Linked DNA regions of Homo sapiens: regions 2 and 3 are each linked to region 1. Evidence: chromatin contacts called from ENCODE Hi-C or POLR2A ChIA-PET data. All regions are on one chromosome and are shown on one strand. The core of a region is the stretch at or near the end of the contact, and the rest is flanking DNA. Distances in the headings are between cores, read along the strand shown. Region 1 overlaps MGAT5 (alpha-1,6-mannosylglycoprotein 6-beta-N-acetylglucosaminyltransferase). Region 2 has its middle 21 kb from the start of MGAT5. Region 3 has its middle 27 kb from the start of MIR3679.

The links. Hi-C counts contacts between places; a loop is a spot of excess contacts on that map. ChIA-PET counts read pairs that join two places held with the same protein, here RNA polymerase II (POLR2A). Pooled maps may share reads with other maps.
Region 2: a pooled map shows a loop between it and region 1 (5-fold over the local background). The contact joins two enhancer-like sites. A Hi-C loop is called at or near these places in 9 of 168 maps with a recorded cell type or tissue (adrenal gland, cardiac septum, colonic mucosa and 3 more), 1 of 37 single-sample maps with no recorded cell type and 4 of 50 pooled maps. POLR2A ChIA-PET finds 5 or more read pairs at or near these places in 4 of 52 experiments (OCI-LY7, PC-9, WTC11 and 1 more).
Region 3: a pooled map shows a loop between it and region 1 (2.0-fold over the local background). The contact joins two enhancer-like sites. A Hi-C loop is called at or near these places in 1 of 50 pooled maps. POLR2A ChIA-PET finds 5 or more read pairs at or near these places in 3 of 52 experiments (SK-N-SH, activated CD4-positive, alpha-beta T cell and common myeloid progenitor, CD34-positive).

What each region holds. Positions count from the first base shown.
Region 1 is chr2:134,390,036-134,393,969 of GRCh38, forward strand. The region is part of intron 10 of MGAT5 (alpha-1,6-mannosylglycoprotein 6-beta-N-acetylglucosaminyltransferase); the gene reads left to right. Among named protein-coding and RNA genes, the nearest start is that of MGAT5, 140 kb to the left of the region's middle. RefSeq lists an enhancer at 1,918-2,027. Within about 2 kb of position 1,941, at least 3 of the 41 ENCODE cell types and tissues checked have a DNase peak (open chromatin) inside an H3K27ac peak, as active enhancers do.
Region 2 is chr2:134,231,012-134,234,905 of GRCh38, forward strand. It overlaps a transcript of MGAT5 not described here and the pseudogene RNA5SP104. Among named protein-coding and RNA genes, the nearest start is that of MGAT5, 21 kb to the right of the region's middle. Within about 2 kb of position 1,585, at least 9 of the 41 ENCODE cell types and tissues checked have a DNase peak (open chromatin) inside an H3K27ac peak, as active enhancers do.
Region 3 is chr2:134,152,119-134,156,089 of GRCh38, forward strand. It overlaps a transcript of MGAT5 not described here. Among named protein-coding and RNA genes, the nearest start is that of MIR3679, 27 kb to the left of the region's middle. Within about 2 kb of position 2,338, at least 4 of the 41 ENCODE cell types and tissues checked have a DNase peak (open chromatin) inside an H3K27ac peak, as active enhancers do.

The sequences.
Region 1 (3,934 bases), core at 691-3,190:
TGCCACTGGGTCTTCAGTTTGTTTTTGATTGTTGGAGCCATGTCAATGAAAAAAGGCTGAGTTTGACCTCTCAATATATGGATACTAATTTATTGATAAAAATGGAGAGTAGAATAATGGTATTTATGGTATACAAATATTACACTGTAAAGAAACACATTCCTATTTTTTTGTGCATCCCCGTGGATCATCTCGTGCATCCCCTTTTTGAGGTTCACTTTTTAGATCAGGCACTGCTTGAGGTGCCAGCAAAACAGCTACCCTCCAATCAAATCAAACACCAAAAACAAAATCCAACTTCAGTTACTTTGTTTGTTTGTTTGTTTGTTTTTTTATTATACTTTTTCTAGGGTACATGTGCACAACGTGCAGGTTTGTTACATATGTATACATGTGCCATGTTGGTGTGCTGCACCCATTAACTCGTCATTTACATTAGGTATATCTCCTAATGCTATCTTTTTTAAATCAGAAAATATAGAAAGGAATTATTTTTATTTCAATATATGTTTCTTTTGTTTTCAGAAATTAAAGAGTATTCAAATCACATGGCAGAACCCTGTAACTATTTTAAATGTAGGACTAATCCAAAGACTTTAACCTTGTCCTATGTCTACTGTTATTTTCATGGAGGAGTCTGTCTTAACAAACACAGATTTATGTCACATGATATGTATTCTGTCTGAAAACACTTCCCCCTAACCCTCCCGCCCCCAAATCTAAGTGAAATATAATGGTCACTGATTTTTGGTAAAAATAGTTGCTGCAGAGTTCCTTTAACATAGCAAGTTATTTGGGCCTAGGTCTCCACTGAAGTGGGCCATTTCCAACCTCTCTGTATGGTTTCTTTTACTGGATAAACGTCTCTTCTTTAGCATCTTTTATGCCATCTCTCAGACTTTTGCCTCTCTTTGTCTTGTTTCAGACCCTAAAGGTCTTCGTTTCTTGGACTCCTATTTCTTTTAGCATGTGTCAATTGAGCAACTTCAGATGCTGTTGATCTAGAATATCTGATCAGGTCCTTGCCCCACTGAAGCTTGGAATCAAGTAAGAGGAGGGGACATATTGAACTCTCAAGCAGTGTTTAACCAGGTGGGAGACAGCAATAAGCAGAGGATTAGGGCTCCATTGGCTGGGGATGGGGATTGAGTGCTGAGAGAGTTGAGGAGGTAGGTGGTGCCGTTAGTGATCTGCTTGAGGAAACCATCCAAAAGAGGCTACCACTTGGAGCTCTTCAAAAGGGGTCTTACCTGGGGTGGTGAATGGCAGGATGGCACTTCTAAGCAGGAGAGAGTGTCTTGAACAAAGACTGGAAACTACAGTTAGTTAGCCTTGGCTGAGTGTTTGGGCTGCTGTGATAAAGTACCATAGACTAGGTGACTTATAAATAGCAGAAATTTATTTCTCACAGTTCTGGAGGCTGAAAGTCTGAGATCAGGGTGCCACTATGGTTGGGTTCTGGTGAGGGCCCTCTTCTGGGTTACAGACAGCCAATGTCTTATCCTTACCTGGTGGAAAGAGTGACCTAGATCTCTGGTCTCTTCTTAAAAGGGCACTATTCCTATCCATGAGGACTTCACCCTTGTGACCTCTTTACTTCCCACAGGCCTCACCTCCTAGTACCATCACAGGGGGGATAAGGATTTCAATAGCGGGGATATGAATTTTGGGGGACACAGACAATTAGTCTGTAACAATCCTGGACGTGGGATGGACAAGAAAGACTTGGCTAGAATAGAACCACAAGGTTGAGAAGTCATGAGAAGAATCCTTTGTAGTTTGAGTCACTTAACCACATTATCTCATGTGATCCTTTGGGCCTCTCCAGGAGGGAGGGTGGTTATTACCTGAAGAGTCCAGGTGCAGGTGGGTGAAACCACTTCCCAAGGGCACATAGCCAGCAAAGGGCAATGTCAAAGTTTGAAATCCTGGTTTCCTGGCTCTGGGTCCTTCTCCCTTTTTCTTATAGACACACCTCTCTATAGGGTGTGTCGTGTTGGCATTGGTAACAGGGCAGAGCTTCAGCACTCAGAAGCTGCCTGAGAAATGGGGAGGAGGACGTAGAAAGTGAGAGATTTTCTGAAACCATTGATGAGTATGAGACCTCAGCTTTGCTTTACCAGTGTATTTTAATTGTTCCTGTTTTCAAACTGCTGCTTGCAAATTAGACACTTCAGCTGCTTTTCCTTTCAAATATGTTTATTTGCAGCATTTTAGATTGGAAGGTACTCTAATTAGAGTGATCACTTTTATTTTGCTATCTTCATGTTTTTAAGAAATCAGGAATGAGGTGAATAAATTTCAAGAGGCATGTGATTTATTTTGAGGAGAGAGATGGAGAGGATATTTTTAGCTTCTGTCTTAAAAATCAGCTCTTCATTTAAAGCCTGGTGGTCAGCTGTCCTTTAAAGGGACCTTACGCTGCTATACCTGAATCAGAATCTCAATCTGTACACCTCAAACACAAAGAGATCGTGCCTGGAATTTAGAAGTTTGTTCTTAGCTTGGTGGGAGCAGGGGAAGGAAGGAGCCCAAGAGAGTCTTGTGTTTTAAGTGGCCTGGTTTGTCACGTGTCAAGTCCCCGCCTACAACAACAGCATGTTGACACTCGGTATTCTGAGGGGAGAGATTATGTGCATTATTACCAGTGGACACATCCATCATCATGAAGCCATGGGTATTAATGCATATGGCATGGGGCTGAGTGCCTCAGCAAGGAAATTTAGCAAGCACAGCCCTACAACTAGAGCTTAAAATTAGAAATGCACCTTAGTGATGTGGCATAGTGGAAACCAGCCTATGCTGTCCCACCCAGAAGGGGGCACCCCTGGGTCAGTGGACCCAGCATCTAGGACAGAAAGCCCTTGGTGAGGGATGGGTCTGCCCCACACCACACGAAGGCATTGCATCCTCTGAGGTCCATGGTGTCCCCAATCTCAGCCATAACTAAGTGCTGGGTAGAGCTCTTTCAGATGCATGAGCCTTGGGGACAGCGAGTTTGTGAAAGAATGTGCCTTCACATAATAATTTAAAAATCTCATTTGTTTCCGTGAATACCCACGTGAGATAATAGGGCAGGTTTAATATTCCTTCATTTTACAGATAAGAAAACTGAACTTTGGGAACTTGCCGAAGTCCCATAAGAAGTTAGTCAGAGAACTGGAATAAAAACACAGATTACTTCATTCTTGACCCCAAACTGCCTGCTAAATTTTACACAAATATGGATAGGGCCCCAGAAAAGGCCAGATTACCTCAGATCAGTGTGGGAGGGCTGGCCTGCCTGTGTAAAGGCTATTTACAGACAGAGACCAATTCTCCCCTGTCTCCACTCTGAGTAATTAATGCCACCCCTTCTGTGAGACTGCTGGTAAGAGCTGCCAAGCATAAGGATCTTCAAAAAGTCTTGTCTTTTTGAAGCAGTGCTGTTTACCCTGCGTATAATTATTATAACAATGAGAGCTTCCTGGCACATTAAATTATGTCTTATTTGGAGTCTGTCATCCCCCGTGCAGACAATGAAGTCAAGAGCTGGGATGGCACCAGAAGGGGCATTGCAACCTGCCTGAATCTGGCTGTCCTGGTGTCCCCAGAGAGGTGCCTTTTATTATCTATTGGGGCTTCAAAGAGAGGAACATCTCCAAATACTACTCTAGAATCATATGATTTATTATTTTACAGTAAATTAAGCACTGAGTGAAATTGTTTCAGCCCTTGACTCTGTGCCGCCATGCTTCTCCACAACATGGTGGCCTGGTCTCATGTTTTATGTAATTCAGAATCAAACTAATGAAGCTGTCCTGGTTGCACCCCACCCCCACCCCCACCACCTGCTGCTTTGGAAGGATCCAGGGAGAAGCACATGCATATTGAGTGGAGTATAAACTCCTTCCTTATGTGTGGTGCATTGAATTCAGGCTGCCCTTTTTATTCC
Region 2 (3,894 bases), core at 335-2,834, 160 kb before region 1:
TGTCAAAGAACACTGCATATTATGATTCTATTTATATCAAGTGTCCAGAATAGGCATATCTATAGAGACACCAAAGTAGAATGAGTGCTTGCTTAGAGCTGGAGTGGGGAGGAGGAGGGGTTAGGAGGTGGTAGCTAAAGGGTGTGGGTTTCTTTTGGGTATGATAAAATGTTATATGAAATTCTCTACAGCCACACTACCTTGAATGTGTCCAATCTGTTCTGATATTGGAAGCTAAGCAGAGTTGAGCCTGGTTGGCACTTATATGGGAGAAAAGTTATAAAGCTGATTGTTGTAATGCTTGTACAACTCTGAGCCCAGTAAAAACCATTATATTGTATATTTTAAGTTGGTTAATTGTATGGTATGTGAATTATATTTCAGTAAACTGTTACAAAAAGGGTTTATAACCTAGACAAATAATTATCAAATAAACTGCATTCCTCTGTGGTGGGTGGTAAATGCTTCCTGTGTAGCAATGTACAAATTCCTATGTCAAGATCTTCATAGGCTGTCTTGATGTCTTCTCATGTGGAATTCTTCCTTTCACTTTGGAACACCATTTCTTAAAGAGATTATGGCAAAGTGAAATAATTAGTTGCTTGATTTATTGATGGATGATTTCCCTCATTCACCCTCTGGAGTTCTTTTAATAGAAATGTTAGAAACCCAGACCCTCTAGAACCTGTGGGGAGCAGCTTGGTTGAGTAGCTCTCTACCCACTGGAGGTATTTGGGGAAAGATCACTGGGTTTGTGGCTGGCTGTGAAAATGATCAGACCAGGGCGGGGCCAAGTGGCTGACATGGCTGAGTAGTGGCTGGTCCTTCTTGCCTGCTGTGCCGAGTTGTCTGTCCCCTGGTACTTTACACCCAGTGAGTTGAGGAAGAAGGAATTACCTCTCTAGACAAAGATCGTTCTGTCTGCAATATATGATATAGTACTATTGCTCTGTGGAAGCTTCAGGCAGCCATCCTCCCTCACAAACCAGCTCCTCCATTTTCCTGTCTTGGTGAATGACATGTCACCTTTTCCTCAGCTGCCCAAGCTGGAAGCCTAGTGGTCATTCTATACTCCTCCTCCTCCTCCTCGTCTTCCCTCATTCCTTCCAGTTAGTCATTGCCCACTGTCCTGCTGATTTGACCTCTTAAGTATTTCTAGCATTTGGTTTCTTATTATGACTGGACTGCCACTACCCTGTTCAGGCCTTTATTGGACTCATTTCTCACCCGGATTTTCATGAGCCACCCTTCAAACCCATCCTCTACACAGCAGCCAATATCAAATATGGTGGCCTCAGCACTGTTAAATGTCTTCAGTGATTTACCTGCCATTTGGTGGTGGTTCTTACTCAACAGGGGAGGAGTTTCAGATCATCTAGGAACCAGAACCCTTTTCAAAGTATTTAGGTGTATATCCTATTCTGGACCCATTAGCTGAAGAGGGGCCTTGGGAAAGGGCTTCTACATCTTGAAAAATCTCCCCAAACAGGATGATACCCAATAAGTAATGCTTAGAAAACAATTTATTTTGAAATAATTTCACAGGAAGTTGTAAAAACAGTACAAAGAGACCCACGGACCCATCCTTCCCCAGATTTCATGCTCTGTTACAATACCAAACCAGGAAGTTGATACTAACAGGTTACTGTTAATAGACCACAGACCTATGTAATGTTTTTTTAATGCCCATTTTTCTTGTTAGGTTGGAGTGTGGCACTTCCTGCTAACCTGAGATGTTAGATTATTTCTTAACTGGTGCACATTTTCATTTAAGAATGGCATGGGTCTTCTTGATTCTGTGGGTGGTGGTTGTTATGGTGTGTTATGGTGTGTCTTCTTGTATGTACATGTGTGTGAGATATTGGTGGCAATTACCAGTTTTTCCTTGCAGAGTGAATTATATCCCCAAAGAGTTTGCCAAGAATACATTTGAGTAATGTAATTCTGTCTAGTGACCTAAGGTCATAACTTTCTTAAGTTAAAAAGTTAAAACTGCCACAACAGGTTTTATGCTAGAAGAATAGTATAGACATTGATTCTTCTTGAATCCAAGATTCAGTTAGCTTAAAATGATGTCATCGTGAGTTGTTTTCCAGGTATGTGTAAATCTGACTTTGTTTTTTGTAGATTGTAAAATATAAGGGTACAGGGCTGGTTCTGTGTTTTATTTTGTTTTCTGTACTTGTTTTATTCATAAGTCTAAAATATAGTGTCTACCAGGGAATGGCTCTATGCAATGAATCACAGTGTAGTTTTGCTTTGAGAGATGGGGTATTACTATGGGTCATAATGAATTCAGTGGAATGGATTTCAGACTTTTAGGTGCTGACCCAGAAAATTCTTTGAAGTAGCAATCTTTACCAATGCTAGGAATTGGGCTAGTCTGCTTTGCTTCCTCATCAAAACTGATGGACAAGATAGAAAATGCCTTTTTATCAGTTACAGTAACATTTTGCTGACACTTGGTGCATTTTTTTTATGTGTTTCACACAGATATGCTTACATCCTTTGAGAAAAGGAACTGAAGGGAAGAAAGAAAACCACAACTGCTTTAGAATAAAACTAGGTCAGCAAAGGCAGATCTTAATGTATTTAGATCAGGCAGAAGGCTAGGTCCTTCCACCTTACTCACAGAGGCCTCTGGGGCTCATTGTAGGAGTCATGAGACTTCTCCAGTAACTCTCATCAAGGATCGGTCACTAGACTAGGCCCTTTGCAAATTTAAACCCTGCAGGTAGACATTTTACAGATAAGGAAACTGGATCTTCATTTCTGTAACTTCAAGAGGGCACAGGGCTGGCTTATGTCAGTGCAGAGATTTTAATCTGAATCTAATTCCCAAGCCTCTCTGCCACACCAGATTGCCTCTCTATTCATGCACAACACTCTAGGTTTGACTCTGGCTCTCTTGAATAATTCCGAAGCAGACTTCTAAGAGAGGATTGCAAAGGCCAACTTCTTTCACAGCTGAGAAGCTGCCTTCTGAGGTGTATCTCTGAGTGGAGAAATCAGAACGCTAGATGCTATGTCCTTTCATGATGGGTAATAATCTCATTAGAGCAGGGAGACTTTGTGGTCTAAAGAGAGAAGGAAACAGTCAGTTGAAAGTTGCTCATGTGTTTCATTTTTCTGTGTTTCTCATACTTTGTTATTGATGTGATGAAGTAGTTGGGGGCTGAGAAGGAAGCCGGGGATTGGGGGCAGGGGTTGGTGGGAGTCAAGACTTACAGGTTCTTCCAAGAGACTCCTAGAGCAGTGATGCCTATAGTTTGCAAGGGCACCACCAGCAGCCATCTTTATTAACCAAGGGGGCTACAAGGACTTTTCCCAACAGATATTAAGTAGTTAGTTCACAGAAAGATTTGAATCTCTTCCTTCAAGAAGTTTGAGTCTCAACAGGGAGCAGATCATAAAGCTAAAAGTCAAATGTATGTATATATCAAGAATTATAAGACTATGGGGGTCCATACATAAGACACAGCAATGTGGCTCTGTCCTTCAACTAGGGTGACCAACGGGGACAAGTTTGTTCACCCTACCTTGACAGTCTTTGTGGCCCTGGGCAAGTCACTTAGGCTTTCTGGATTCTGAGGCCTGCTTCTCTCTCACCAGGTGCTTTTAAATTCCCTTCGTTTCTTGGGATTAGCAATAAGGTGTGACTAAGTCACAAGCTTGTGTTGGGTGGTGAATGAGGGCTGGAAGCCAGTGCTCAGAATCCTTTGAAAGTGATTAGCAGAAGTCAATATTTGAGAACAATACCAGCTGCTGTTTAGAAAGTCCAGAATAGTTGAGCAATTAGGATAAAGTAACAGACACCTGTCATGAGGTGGACTGAGCAGGTGAGTGAGATTGTAAACTGCCTTCAATTCAAGGTCTTGTATATTTGCCTCAGTC
Region 3 (3,971 bases), core at 1,088-3,587, 240 kb before region 1:
ACCTCACTCACTCATCCCCTCTGGGACCCACCCACCACCATGGGACCTCATTCACTCACACCCTATGGGACCTGCCCACCGCCATGGGAACTCACTCACACCCTATGGGACCCGCTTACCACCATGGGACCCGCTTACCACCATGGGACCTCACGCCCTATGGGACCTGCTTACCACCATGGGACCCGCTTATCACTCACGCCCTATGGGACCCGCCCACCGCCATGGGACCTCACTCACGCCCTATGGGACCCGCCCACCGCCATGGGACCTCACTCACGCCCTATGGGACCCGCCCACCGCCATGGGACCTCACTCACGCCCTATGGGACCCGTCCACTGCCATGGGACCTCACTCACTCATCCCCTGTGGGACCCACTCACTGCCATGGGACCTCAGTCACTCACAGCTCTTCTTTCTGTTGCCAAATGTTGCACTGCCAATCTTCCCCAAAGGAAATAAAGGAAGTAAATGTAAAATCAATGTCTTTTTAATTTTTTACAAAATAATGAACTATCTGTTGAAAAAATTGGGAAGCCAGAGACTTCACTAATGAACGTGGTAACTATGTTTGTCTCCAAGTTATGTGCAAATGTGACTGAGTTTATCTTCTTAGTTTTAAAAGAAAAGTATGAATCGTTCTCTGACTTTAGCTGTATATCAGCAGTGCATTAATGAAATAGGGCAGTGCTTTGGCAACCTCAGTTGCGTAAGGAAGTCCAAAGGAACTTGTCAAAAGGGGAGATCTCTAAGCATACCCTTTCCAGGCATGGAGTCCACTTTTTTTTTTTTTTTTTTTTTTGAGATGGAATCTCACTCTGTCGCCCAGGCTGGAGTGCAGTGGTGTGATCTTGGCTCACTGCAACCTCCACCTCCTGAGTTCAAGCAGTTCTCCTGTCTCAGCCTCCCAAGTAGCTGGGACTATAGGCATGTGCCACCACGCCCGGCTAATTTTTTTGTATTTTTAGTAGAGATGGGTTAGTAGAGATGGGCTTTCACCATATTGGTCAGGCTGGTCTCGAACTCCTGACCCCAAATGATCTGCCTGCCTCAGCCTCCCAGAGTGTTGGGATTACTGGCGTGAGCCACCACGCCGGGCCAGAGTCCACATTTTTAATCAAGGCCCCAAGTGGTTAAAAAAATAACTTAAGGAGCACTGTGACATGGGAATATTGATCCCCTTAAGCCCTTTTTAAAGTGCTGAGGCTTAATCAGGAGACCCTTGGTCTTCTTTCTTTTTTTTTATTATTAAATTGGAATTGTAAAATTCCTCCTGGACCTTCTCCTGACTAACTGTTTTAATCCCTGTACCTCAGGCTGCCTGTCATTGGCAGGACAAATGCACAAGAACTGATTTCCCTGGAGAGGGTTCTTGGTGTCACATGGTGGGAGATGCTGTCTTGTTTAAAAACAAAGAAATAAAACCCTTCATTGAACTCGATGGTCTCCCTGAAGAGGCTGGAAACGTAATCCAGTGGTGTCTGTTTGTTTCCAGCCCATGTTGTTATTAATCCTGTTACAAATGATAATGCTTTGCCTTTACAGGCTTGCTGTCTCGGAGGAGTTTTCTGTATTGCCTGCTAGGCCCTGCTGGGTGATTAAGCCACTCACTCAGAGTCTTACAGGCCACTCGAGGACGATTTCCTTATAGCAGACGACTGACTATACTTCTCGAGCAGTGTTTGCTGAGTGACATATTAACTCTTGCTTATGGTTCCTTGGGAGGAGAAGGCCCTAATGCTATGAGGGTTAAGGCCCAGAGACATGGGCTTCTCCGCTCCACTCTCTCCCTCCCTTCCCTCATCATTAGAAGTTTCTCGGCCCCTTCCATAGGGGCAACGGCAGGGCTGTAGCTCTTTGTTCTTATGCCCTATTTTATTTTATTTTTTTATCCTATGGAAAAAAAATACCCAGAGCCCCGCAAAACAAGAGGTACTTAATTTAATACTTTTGTAAATAAGAGCCATAGCATTTTCACCCACCAGGTGTTATTAATAGTTTCCACTTATAATACATAGACTTTGTGGCCAATTAAGGCAGCAGGTAATGAGGAGGAATTTGGGAGAAACGAATATGGGTCAGGGAACGGATGGCACGCAGGAAAGAGCTTCAGAGGGGCACTTGGCCCTCTCCACCTATCTCAGATGAAGTCTTTCAAAACTCTGAAATGGGTGTGGACTTTTTCACAACTGTTGCAATACGAGAGGCTGCGACTTATTTATATAAGGAAATGGCCCTGCTCCCACCCACTCCTCCCCTTCTGTGTCCTCCTCCATATCCTGCCAGGCCTATCCATGCTGTGTTCAGACATGCAGGTCAGAGGGCACAGGCAAGCCCCGTTTTGGGGAAGTCCTGATTAGACCTGTCACGGGAGACAAGAAACTCAGTGGTTCCGCCCGTCCAGGTGTCCCCATTGCCTGCACGGAGCTGTCAGTGGTTTTGATTCTCAGGCTGTGTAAGCTGGTGGTAAGCCTCCATTATCTACCCCACAACACTCTTTTTATTTGAAGTCAGAGGACACTGACCACACCCCTGAGACTCTAAATCTCATCCAAGGAAATGGCCTCTCCAAGATCCATACCGTTTTACCAAGCCATAGGTGGGAGTTTTCTAGAAACACGAGCCATCCTGACAACTGTGCTGTCTGACTCTCTCTAATGAGCTGTGAGGCGATCAAGTTAATTAAAGAGAAACTCTGCTTGTTAAAATTCAAGCTAGAAGCATCTTTTTGTATCTGAGTTTGAATCTGGTCAGTGTTCTTGAGGGCACCACCGTGAGGTGTCTTGGTCATCTGTGACCTTTCCTGGAGGATAATGACATCCCTTCTAAACAAAGAACAGACTTTTTCATCAATGCTAACTCTTAGGAATAACAGAGGCTCAGTGACCGCCCTGTGTTTTGGGTCAGTCCTGCAGAAGAGGGAGAACTCTCCTGGGCGCTTATTCACATTGTCTGATGGCAGGTGGATGGGGTGGGTTAGGACGCGCAAACTTTGTTCATGGTCAGGAGTTTGGCACATGTGAAACAGTCCCTAGGAGAGTGCTCTCTTTCCCCACCGCCCAGAATTCCTGTGTCTTGGACATCTCTGCTGCCACCACCCTGGCCCAGGCTCCTGCCATTTCTGGCCTGGAAGATGCCGTGTCCTTTGCTTCCATTCTCACTTCCCTGTCTGCACGGCATCCACATTGAGCTTCTGAAAATGCAAAGCAGATCATTGAGGTCCATCTGCTTCTCCATTCTCCTGCAGAGTGACGAAGTGGTTGAGAGCTTGGTTTCTGAAGTTGGTCTGATTGTGTTTCAGTCCTTAACTAGGTCTGACTTGGAGCAGCTGAATTGAATTGTGTCCTCATCTGTAAAGTGGCATGCTGATAGGAGTGGAATCTACTTGTTGGAATGTTGTAAGGATTACCTTTTTATATGGAGCACTTAGGACAGGGCCTGGCACATAGTAAGTACTGGAAAAAATGTTGGTTGTTATTTTTATTGTCAATATTCTACTAAAATTCAGGGCCATCCTTTTTAAGCTTAGATGCCAACACAGACTCTTGGTCATACCTCTGGCCCAGGTGACATCTCCAGCTTCATTTTCACTTGTCCTCCTGCCTCCCTCTGTTTCTAGCCACACTGGCTCTTTCAGGATCTCCAAAGTACCATGCTCTCCCCAGCTCCAGGGCCTTTGCACATGGTGTTCTTTTTCTGAGAAAGCTTCCTTCCTTCCCTCTTTTTCTGGCCAACTCCTGCCTCTTCCTATCTGCACTTAAATGTCCTTTCCTTCCGCAGGGAGGCCTCCCTGGACCCCTCAGCTGAGAGCAGATCCCCATTATTCTCTGCTGCTCTCCCCGCCGTTCTTTTCTTCATAGTAGTTGCCACAGTTTGTAATTCTGTATTCATCCGTAGGCTTGCTTGATTTATATCTTCAAGCTCTCCTATACTTTATGCTCCAGGAAGCCTAGGACGTCCAGCAGCACAC